Regions from separate parts of the Homo sapiens genome. Here region 1 is linked to region 2. The links are chromatin loops, found by intact Hi-C in ENCODE. Cell type or tissue: dorsolateral prefrontal cortex. All regions are shown on one strand. Each heading gives the region's core, and the rest is flanking DNA. Links, peaks and the distances in the headings are about the cores only. Region 1 overlaps SPTBN4 (spectrin beta, non-erythrocytic 4). Region 2 overlaps SERTAD1 (SERTA domain containing 1).

Region 1 (5,363 bases), core at 195-5,194, 110 kb before region 2:
CCTCCCTCCTCCCTCCTGCAAAAAAAAAAAAAAAAAAAAAAAAAAAAAAAAAAACAAACACTGGACTCCAGCTCCGCGGTCCCGGGAGGCAAATGCAGTCATAGCCAAGGACAAATCCCAGATCCCCAGCCGGCCAAACCCCAGCCCATGTCCCCTGAGCATGTGCTCCCCAGGGGTCCAGGACAGCATCACACTCCTTCATACACACACTAGAACCAAGTCCAGTGCTGAACCCCCCAACTCAATTCACAGGTTCCCGACGTGCAGGGAAGAGTCCAACGGCAACCACAGCCCGCAGTGAAAGCAGAGCCCTTAAAGAGATGGTACCCCATCCTCAAAGTAAAGCCCCCTCAAAAGTGATTCCTTCATGATGGAGGGCAAAACCAGACTATCCAACAACCCAGGAAAAGCCCCACAAAGTCAGAGCCCCCTAGACCCAGAGAAAATCCAAGGCCCCTCATCTTCCAAGGCAGAGCCCCCCAAAAGTGATTCACCTCCATCATCCAAGGCTGATACAGATCCTCCCAAAACAAGAAAGAAACCCCCCAAAAGGTTGAGAAACCCCCAACCCCAGGGCAAATCTTAGATGCCCCATTACCCGGAGAAGAGCCCCCCCTCGAAAGGCTGAGACGCCCTGAACCCTTAGGGCAAATCCAGATTACCCTAGAAGTGGTCTTAGAAGTCCCCCCGCTTCGCTCCCCTCCCTTGGGGGCCGGCCCCTCAGTCCCGCCCGCGCCAGCACCGCGGACAGCTCCCGGCGTCCTTGCCCCTCCCCCAGGGTGGGGGTCCGGGCGCCTGCCCGGCCCGCCCCCGCGCCGCCCCGCCCCTCCCTCCCGCGGCCACGACGGGCGGGCACGCGCCCGAGCCCCCTCCCCTGTCTGCGTCCGCGGGGTGCGCGCCAACCCCCTCCCCTGGGCGCCCCCGAGACCTGAAGCGGCAGTGGCGTTGGCGGGGCGTCCCTGCAGCGGGCGGGCGGGTGCTCGCCCCTCAACTGCGACGGCAGCGGCAGCGGCGGCGAAGGCTGAGGCTCCGGCGGCCGCGCGCCCCCTCCCTCGCCCCCGCGCGGCGGCCGCGCGCCCGCCCGCGTGCGCCCCCTGCCTGCCTCCCTGCCCGCCTCTTTGCGGGGCCCCAGGTGGGGGTGCAGGAGGAACCACCACTCGCCCCAAGGCTTCGGGTGGGGGGCTTCTGCGCCATCTCAGATGATTGCTGCCTGATCCAGAACAATCTCATGAGGGATGGGGGGTGCTCCTGGACCAAATCTAATGCCGGGAGGGAGCGCCTGGGGCTTGGACTGCCTCACTAAGGGAGTGGGGATTATGGTGAGGGGCTGGGTGGGGGCCTCCTGAACCATCTCTAATGGGAAGAAGCTCGGGCTCCTGGCCACCACATGTGGACAGGGGATATGGGAGGGCGACCTGGAACATCTCACAATCTCCAGTGGGGGCGAGGGGGAACAGGGGGTTCCTCCAGTGGCTCAAGTCCCGGCCTACCCCAGTTATGGGGGAGGGGGGCACGGTATGGAGGCCCTTGTTTATTCCGTGTGCGGAGAGAACAATCTCCCATGGGTGTTCAACATAGGGGGGAGGGTCGAATCGTCTTTAATTGAGGCTGAGGGGTTTAGGGGTTAGACCTGGTTCCTGAACCAGCTTTGGTTGGAAGAAACTTAGGTACGGGGTGATGATGGAGGAGGGGATGATCCTGGGTCACACAGATGGAGGGGCTCAGGGCCAGGCCTAGCTCTGTTTAGGGTTTAGGAAAATGTTTACTAGGCCATCTCTAATGTGGCCAAAGTCTAGAATCGTTTCTATGGAATGCAAGGGAAGGAGGGGAAGACAGCAGGTCTCCTGAACCGTCACTAATAAGGAAGGGGGCCTGGACCATCTCGGATTAGGGGAGATCGTCCCTAATGTGTGCAGATCATCCCTAAGGGAAGGGGCTTGATTACTGAACACCTTTAAAGGGGCGAGGGCTTGGTTCAGAGCCATCGCTGGCTGCAGGAGGGCGCAGGGCCGCTGGCCCCCCCACGGCCCTCGGCCCTTATCCCCACCGCCCGCCCCGCCCCTCTCCTGGGGTAGAGCGATTCTCACAAATCTCAGGAGAGAAAGGTGAGATCAGCGCGCGTCCCCGCGGGACCCGTAGGCGCGGACACGCGCGGTTGCCAGGGGCGCCCGGGGCCCCTCCTTCGTTTCCCGGAGTCGGCGTGGGCGGGCAGGGACTTGCGGAGCATGCGCACTGAGACCCGGCTCCGCGCGCCCCCTGGCGGCTTAGAGCGAGCATCGCTCCGCGACCCACTTAGACGGGGCGTCCCCACCCCCACCTCGGCCGAGAAGCACTTCCCTCCCGACTAAAGGGGATGTCTCCGTCCCCAGCACACCTGGAGTTCCTACCTCGTGGCAGTCTCGGAGGAAGTGCTGCAGCTCAAGTTGGTCATGTAGCTTTTGCATCCATTGCTGGGCCCGTAACTGGTTTTCTTGGTTCCTGGGGATGGGGAGATAAGGGCTGGGGAAAGGCCCCGGGTTGGGGGGTGCGGCGCTGGCAGTAGGACTGTGAGGGCACTGGGCTGGGTAGGGGAAGAAGGGCGTGGAAAATATGTAAGAGAGAGGGAGGAATTAGTGGGGCAAAGCCAGGGACGCAGGGACGGGGCTGAAGAAGGGCAGAGAGAGAGACAGACAGAGGAAGAGAAAGGGAGAGGCAGAGACAGGCACTTAGAAAGAAAGAGATATAGACGGAGAGAAAAAAAGGCAAGTCCAGAGAGAAAGATAACAGAGAAGTAAAGACAGACATACCTAGGGACAAAAACAAAACAAAACAAACGAGAAAGTGAGAGGAGACACCAGAAAGAGAGCGAGAGAGAGAATAAAAAAAGACGAGAAAAGAGATGGAGCAAGGCAGAGCCAGAAAGAAACTCAGGGAGCAGCAGACGACGAAAGAGAGGAGGCAGAGAGAGGGAAAGTGACAGGAGGAGTCCGGTCAGGGACAGCCCAGAGAGAGACAGGCAGAGGAGTGGCAAATGCCACCAGGAAAAGACAGCCCCACAGACGACAGACAGACCAGGGGGCCGCAGAGTTGGAGAGAGGGAAGAGAGCAGAGTGTGGGGAGAGATGACAGCAGAGTCGCAGAGAAGCTGAAGTGGGCACTCCTGCAGGCAGAGCGAGGCCCTTGGCCTGACTGAACTGACCAGGCTGGACCCAGGCCGTACCACTCTGGAGCCGGCTGGGACCATGGGCCCCGGGCAGTCTGGCCTCCTGCCCACAGTGCAAGGCAAAGTGCCCAAGAGGCCTGGTGGATGGGGCTGGGGCATCCCACATGGGCTCCCATGCATCCCTGTCCTGTTGCTATCTGTCTCCCCCAGGGAGAGAGAGAGAATGAGACTATCCTCCCAGGGTCTCCATGAGAGTCCTTAGAGATCCTCCCAGGGTCTCCATGAGAGTCCTTAGAGTCCTTTTTTTTTTTTTTTTTTTTTGAGATGGAGTCTCGCTCCATCGCCCAGGCTGGAGTGCAGTGGCGTGATCTCGGCTCACTACAACCTCCACCCCCCAGGTTCAAGCGATTCTCCGGCCTCAGCCTCCCAACTAGCTGGGATTACAGGCGCCCACCACCAGGCCTGGCTAATTTTTGTATTTTTAGTAGAGACGAGTTTTCGCCATGTTGGCCAGGCTGGTCTCGAACTCCTGACCTCAAGTGATCCACCCGCCTTGGCCTCCCAAAGTGCTGGGATGGGAGTGAGCTCCTGCACTCGGCCAATCTCAGAGGCCTTTCTGACCTACCAGGCCCCACACCCCCACCTTTCCAAACTCTTATTCTCCTTGCACTCTTCCCCCTCACTCTGTGGTAACTGTACTGCCCTTCTCGCTGTGCCTTGAGCAAGCCTCAGGCCCTTGGCACTAGCCGTTCCCTCTGCTGGGAATGCTCCTTCCCCCAACATCTACTCAAAGATCACCTTCTTCGTGAGGTCCCTCCTGACCACTCCCCAACACTTTCTGGCTTTCTTCCCTTCTTTAATTTTCTCCTTAGCACTTAACGCAATCTAACACGTGCTATATGTTACTTATTTATCTTGGCTGTCTCCCATGCTAGGATATATCATTTCCATGAGGGCAGGGATTTTTGTCTGTTTTGTTCATAGATGTGTCCCCAATGCTTAGAAAAAGGGCTTGGCATACAGTACACGCTCGACTTATATTTGTTAAATGAATGAATGCAAGAAACACAGTGGCAGAGAGAAAAAAGATGGGAGAAACAAAAGTACAGTATCTGTGAAAGACAGAGGCAGAAAAGACAGGGTTAGAGAGGTGCAGATGGAGGGAGAGAAAAACGGAGAGAAAAACAGAGAGGGAGCAGGAAACAGAGATACAGAAATAGATGGATAGATGGAAGCAAAGAGACAGAGTGTATAGGAGACAGTTGCAGAGACAGAACCAGAGAGAAGGAACAGGAAGGGCCTGAGACAAGCAAGCGAAGCACTGACTGCCTCCTGCCCAACTTAGCTTAGGAGCCAGGAAAGATAAAATGCCTCTGAAATTGAGCTGAAATCAATCTTTCCAGGCCTTCAGCAGCCAAACTGTCAAGCATCAGTCCTAGAGATGAGGAAGACCCTGAGTCTCCATGAGGGTGAAAGAACAACAGAGTAGGCCGGGCACGATGGCTCACGCCTGTAATCCGAGCACTTTGGGGAGGCCAAAGTAGGAGGATTGCTTGAGCCCAGGAGTTTGAAACCACCCTGGGCAATATAGTGAGACTTCATCTCTACAAAAAAAGAATGAAAAATTAGCCGAGCAAGGTGGCACATGCTTTTAGTCCCAGCTACTCAGAAGGCTGAGGCAGGAGGATTGTTTGAGCCCAGGAGATTGAGGCTGCAGTGAGCAGTGATCGCACCACTGCACTCCAGCCTGGGCAACAAAGCAAGACCCTGTCTTTAAAAAAAAGAAAAGAAAAGAAAGCAACAGGGTTCAAATCTAGGCTGTGGCACTTCCTGGCCATGACTCTGGGCAAGTCAGTTTTCCCCTCTGAGCCTCACATGCAAAACGCAGATAAGAACAGCACCTAGCGGCCGGCGCGGTGGCTCACGCCTGTAATCCCAGCACTTTGGGGAGCCGAGGCAGGTGGATCACTTGAAGTCAGGAGTTTGAGACCAGCCTGGCCAACATGGCAAAACCCTGTCTCTACCAAAAATACAAAAATTAGTTGGACATGGTGGCTCTTTCCTGTGATCCCAGTACTCAGGAGGCTGAAGCAGGAGAATAGCTTGAACCCTGGAGGCAGAGGTTGCAGTGAGGCGAGATCGCGCCACTACACTCCTGCCTGGGTGACAGAGTGAGACTCCATCTCAAAAAAAAAAAAAAAAAAAAAAAGAACAGCACCTC
Region 2 (5,363 bases), core at 79-5,078:
TTGCAATGAGCTGAGATCACGGCATTACACTCCAGCCTGGGCAACAGAGCGAGACTCCATCTCAAAAAAAATCTATAAATATACATATACAGTTAAATAAAAATTGTCTATATCTTTAAAGTTCCCTAAGAAAAGCTAGGCACAGAGAGGTTAAGTGACTTCCCCAAGATCCTACCTGCAGCAACTGTCAGATCCAGGCTTTGAACTTAACATTTGTTTTCTATAACTGACTATAACTCCATAACTCCCTGCCCTCTGCAGATGCTGAGCAAGGGTCTGAAGCGGAAACGGGAGGAGGAGGAGGAGAAGGAACCTCTGGCAGTCGACTCCTGGTGGCTAGATCCTGGCCACACAGCGGTGGCACAGGCACCCCCGGCCGTGGCCTCTAGCTCCCTCTTTGACCTCTCAGTGCTCAAGCTCCACCACAGCCTGCAGCAGAGTGAGCCGGACCTGCGGCACCTGGTGCTGGTCGTGAACACTCTGCGGCGCATCCAGGCGTCCATGGCACCCGCGGCTGCCCTGCCACCTGTGCCTAGCCCACCTGCAGCCCCCAGTGTGGCTGACAACTTACTGGCAAGCTCGGACGCTGCCCTTTCAGCCTCCATGGCCAGCCTCCTGGAGGACCTCAGCCACATTGAGGGCCTGAGTCAGGCTCCCCAACCCTTGGCAGACGAGGGGCCACCAGGCCGTAGCATCGGGGGAGCAGCGCCCAGCCTGGGTGCCTTGGACCTGCTGGGCCCAGCCACTGGCTGTCTACTGGACGATGGGCTTGAGGGCCTGTTTGAGGATATTGACACCTCTATGTATGACAATGAACTTTGGGCACCAGCCTCTGAGGGCCTCAAACCAGGCCCTGAGGATGGGCCGGGCAAGGAGGAAGCTCCGGAGCTGGACGAGGCCGAATTGGACTACCTCATGGATGTGCTGGTGGGCACACAGGCACTGGAGCGACCGCCGGGGCCAGGGCGCTGAGCCCTCGTGCTGGAATGGTTGTCTGGTATCTGAACTGAGCCTGCTGGCTGGACCAACTGTCCTCGAAAAGACACAGCTGGCTTCCCTAGTACAGAGAACAGGGCTTGGGCCACTTTGGAGAGACAGAATCTAGTCCTGGGCAACTTCACATCCGTCCTCCTGTCTCAGGGCTGGCAGGGGGAGCCTGGAATTACCCCCTAGTGATGGAATGACAGGGTCTGGTGGGGACTGAATTCCCTGGCCCTGGGGTCATAGCTTGGGCTGTTCCTTCTCTGATACGGGAAGAGACCCCAATCAGATTTTTCAAATTAAAGCCAGTCCTGGGAAATCTCAAATCCGTGTGCTGCTTTGTCTCTGGGCAAATGTGAAGGCGAGATAAAAACATCAAACATTTTATTGGGCGTAGGCTGTGTACGAGGCACAGTTTCTAAGCACGTCACTGTGTTAACTCATTTAATCCTATAACAGCCCTACAAGATCGGTAGTATTATCATCCCTATTTTACAGGTGAGAAAACCAAGGTTCCAAGATTATCACTTGAGGTGGGTTTTAAATTATGAACTTTTTTTTTTTTTTTTTTGAGATAGGGTCTCGCTCTGTCACCCAGGTTGAAGTACAGTGGTCTGATCATGGCTCACTACAGCCTCAAACTCCTGGGCTCAAGCGATCCTCCTACCAGGCCACTTTTTTTTTTTCTTTCTTTTTTTTTTAAGACAGATTCTTACTCTGTCGCCCAGGCTGGAGTGCAGTGGCGTGACTTCGGCTCACTGCAACCTCCACCTCCCAGGTTCAAACGATTCTCCTGCCTCGGCCTCCCAATTAGCTGGGACCGACTAATTTTTTATATTTTTTGTAGAGACAGGGTTTCACCGTGTTAGCCAGGATGGTCTTCATCTTCTGACCTCGTGATCTGCCTGCCTCAGCCTCCCAAAGTGCTGGGATTACAGGCGTGAGCCACTGTGCCTGGCCTTTTTTTTTTTTTCTTAAATTTTATTTCTTTTCTTTGCTAGCAGGAAGTCAAGGCAACTTTTTAAAAATGAAAGCAAGTCCTCGCCTGGAGTCTACCTGTATTTATTGAGGAGCGAAGGGGAGATTGCTTTCAGAATGGTCCCGAAATAAAAACACAAAACCTGGACCCTGGACAGATCCTCTCCAAGGAGCCCTGAGAGTCGGCTCTCCAGGAAAATGGGGGAGGAAAGGGGGACAACAGCCCATTTTTAAAAATAAAATTCACTCCTGGTCTTAAATCTCTGGGCAAAGGATAGGGACGCTTGGAGCTGTGTCTGAAATAAAGCCACTAGGCTTGGTAGCTGGACTGCAGAGAGGGAGCTCAGGGCAGGCAGCTGTGCCTTCCTTCTAGAAGAAACCCAGACCCGGACGAGCTGGGGCCACCTGCCCGTGTGCTGGGCCTGGCTGGAGCGCCGGGTGTCAGCGGCCGCCCCCGCGGTCCAGCCGCATTCCAGGCCTGGCTGGGAGGGGCCGCACACTCAGCGGCCTGGCACGGGACCCAGGCTGCGTCCTTCCTGACGGCCGCAGGGACAGGGCGGAGCCTGAGGGGGGGTGCACGGAGGGGAGGGAGTGTCACCGTGAAAACTGCGGGTGCGCATGGAGAGAGGCGCAGGGGGCTGGACGGTGACCCGAGGGGCCAGCGGGGCCTTGAGTGAGGGAAACGCCGCCATCGTGGGGTCCCAGAGCCTCGCTTCTGGCCAGAAGCCTCGGGGAGGCAGAGGCAGGAGTGGAGCTGGGCCAGATGGGGAGCCTGGGTCGGCCCCAGGGGCCGGGAAGGGGCGGGCAGAGTGGCGCTTCCTGGAGGAGCAGAGGAAGTTGTGCCCATTTCTGGAAGTGGATGAGGCGGGCCGCGGAAGCGGGTGAAAATGGCCTGCGGGGAGCTGTCGTCCAGGCTGAGGGTCTTCCAGGCGCCTGACTCCAACCCCGAGTGACTCCAGCCCCGGGCAAATGGGACTCGGACTGCTTTGCCGCAGACTCAAAACTTGGGCGCCTGGGCTGAGCTCAGCACCGCCCCCTGGTGCCCAGTCGGGCTCTGCGGTGCCGCCGTCTTGGGTTCCCCGGACATCTGTCCAGTGGTCGAGGGATCATGAACGCCCTCTGTTTACAACACTCTGCGGGCCTGTTTCTTTCTTTTCTTTTTCTTTTTTTTTTTTTTTTAGAGACGGGGTCTCGCTTTGTCGCCCAGGCTGGAGAGTGCAGTGGCGCGATCATAGCTCACTATAGCCTCGAATTCCTGGGCTTCAGCAATCCTCCCGCGTCAGCCTCCCAATTAGCTGGGGTTACAGGTGCACGCCACCACGCCCAACTGATTTTATTTTTATTCTTATTTTTATTTATTTATTTATTTATTATTTTTTGAGATGGATTCTCGCTCTGTCGCCCAGGCTGGAGTGCAATGGTGCAATCTCGGCTCACTGCAGCCCCTGCCTCCTGGGTTCAAGCAATTCTGCCTCAGCCTCCCGAGTAGCTGGGATTACAGGCGCCTGCCACCATGCCCGGCTAATTTTTTGTATTTTTAGTAGAGACAGAGTTTCACCATGTTCGCCAGGCTAGTCTTGAACTCCTGATATCAAGTGATCCGCCCTGCCTCAGCCTCCCAAAGTGCTGGGATTACAGGCGTGAGCCACCATGCCCGGCCGATTTTTTAAATTTTTTGTAGAGACAGTGTTGCCCTATGTTGTCCAGGCTGGTCTCGAACCCCCAGGCTCAAGCAATCCTTCCACCTCAGCCTCCCAAAGTGCTGGGATTCCCGTGGGCCTGTTTCTTATTCTTTCCTTTCCCCGCTTTTTCAAAGAGATTGGGTCTCACTGTGTTGTCCAGGCTGGAGAGCACTGTCTGTACAGAGGAGTGATCATAGTGCTGTACAGCCTTGAACTCCTAGGCTCAAAGGATCCTCTGGCTTCAGCCCTCAGAGTGGCTGGGACTATAGGCACAAACCACTGTGCCCAGCTAAGGACCTGTTTCTGATGTCTCCGAGGCCCAATATGGGGTGAGCTGATCCTTCCGTCTGCCCCTGTGCCTGCTTTGCCACTGATGGCCCCTCTCCCCAGAGCCTCTAGGTACAGTTGCATAGGTTGTGCACTGCATATAGGCTCCGTATGTAAGGGGCTGCCACTGGTGTTCCAGGTACCCTGCATTTACATATTTATTACAAGTTTCCCAGCAGATGGAGGTCAAGTACCTCCAGGAAGGGGCATGTCTTTTACACAAAAGCACCATATGGGCTACATCAGCCCTGGTCCCGTCTGCCCGGTGCCCTCAGGTTTATGAATGGCTCATGTGTGAGGACCTGCCCCTCTCTCCCCATGTGTCACCCCCAGATGGGTTGTGCAGGCTCCCTGGCTCTGGTGTGCTGCTCCACCCTCAGGCTCAACCCCAGGAGGCCACACCACCTTGGCCAGCAGACTCCAGGGCCCACACCATTCCTAGCTGAGCCGCCAGCCCTGGCACAACTGCCACCTTTCACAGAGCCTCTGTGTATGCTCGCCATGACGCCCCCTAGGCCAGCTTTCCTCCATGGCATTCACAGACCACCCCCAAAACACACACACACACACACACACACACACACACTCTCTCTCTCTCTCTCACACCTGGAAGAGCTGTGACCAGCTATCTTGTCTCTTTTTCCTCCCTCCCTTCTTCCTGTCCTTCATTCAGCAAAAATTTATGAGCACACACCTACTGTGTGCCTATCCCTATGTAAAGGGTAAATCTGACCACATCTCTCCCCTGCCCCTGGGCCCTTATTACCCCACTTCTCTGGGGTCTGAATTCTGTACTTTCCAAGGCTCACCTTCTACCTCTGTCCCTATTCATTAGACACTTATTGAGTGGCCGGGCATGGTGGTTCACGCCTGTAATCCCAGCATTTTGGGAGGCCGAGGCAGGTGGATCACAAGGTCAAGAGATTGAGACCATCCTGGCCAACATGGTGAAACCCCATTTCTACTAAAAATACAAAAATTATCTGGGCAAGGTGGCGGGCCTGTAATCCCAGCTACTCAGGAGGCTGAGGCAGGAGAATCACTTGAACCCGGGAGGCGGAGGTTGCAGTGAGCCGAGATTGTGCTGCTGCACTCCAGCCTGGCGACAGAGCGAGACTCCATCTCAAAAAAACCAAACCAAACAAAATTAAAAAACACTTATTGAGCACCTATGGTATGCAGTCCCGGCACACTTTAGAAATCTAACAGAGATATTATTGAAGCAGTAAGCTGGAGAGAAGAGACTGTTCCTGAAAGCCAGACTGCCTGGGTTTGAACCCCAGCTTTGGCCAGATGCGACGGCTCACGCCTGTAGTCCCAGCTACTCAGGAGGTTGAGGTGAGAAGATCACTTGAGGCCAGGAGTTTGAGGCTGCAATGAGCCATGATTGCACCA

Evidence for each region. A loop is a pair of places that touch in the nucleus more often than their neighbours do. Peaks named below come from ENCODE experiments on the same cell type or tissue, not always from the same donor. Only the 100,000 strongest peaks of a DNase experiment are listed, where the experiment ranks them.
Region 1: it touches region 2 in a loop (6-fold over the local background); 13 of 110 quality-filtered maps call a loop at or near these places.

The regions. Positions count from the first base shown.
Region 1 is chr19:40,526,156-40,531,518 of GRCh38, reverse strand. It overlaps SPTBN4 (spectrin beta, non-erythrocytic 4), which reads right to left. Exons shown (of 36, transcript NM_020971.3): 18 at 2,388-2,478. Among named protein-coding and RNA genes, the nearest start is that of SHKBP1, 48 kb to the left of the region's middle. RefSeq lists a silencer at 2,022-2,341. In dorsolateral prefrontal cortex, for the core only: CTCF peaks have their summits at 2,046 and 2,250 (motif pointing left); DNase peaks (open chromatin) are centred at 1,044 and 2,198; H3K4me3 peaks cover 2,007 bases; H3K27ac peaks cover 2,920 bases.
Region 2 is chr19:40,418,445-40,423,807 of GRCh38, reverse strand. SERTAD1 (SERTA domain containing 1) reads left to right here. Exons shown (of 2, transcript NM_013376.4): 2 at 262-2,219. The coding sequence starts at 262. The coding sequence ends at 972. Among named protein-coding and RNA genes, the nearest start is that of SERTAD1, 4.9 kb to the left of the region's middle. RefSeq lists a silencer at 2,450-2,539 and enhancers at 2,830-2,949, 2,615-3,115. In dorsolateral prefrontal cortex, for the core only: CTCF peaks have their summits at 2,792 and 2,995 (motif pointing left); DNase peaks (open chromatin) are centred at 2,507, 2,907 and 3,611; H3K4me3 peaks cover 1,601 bases; H3K27ac peaks cover 2,412 bases.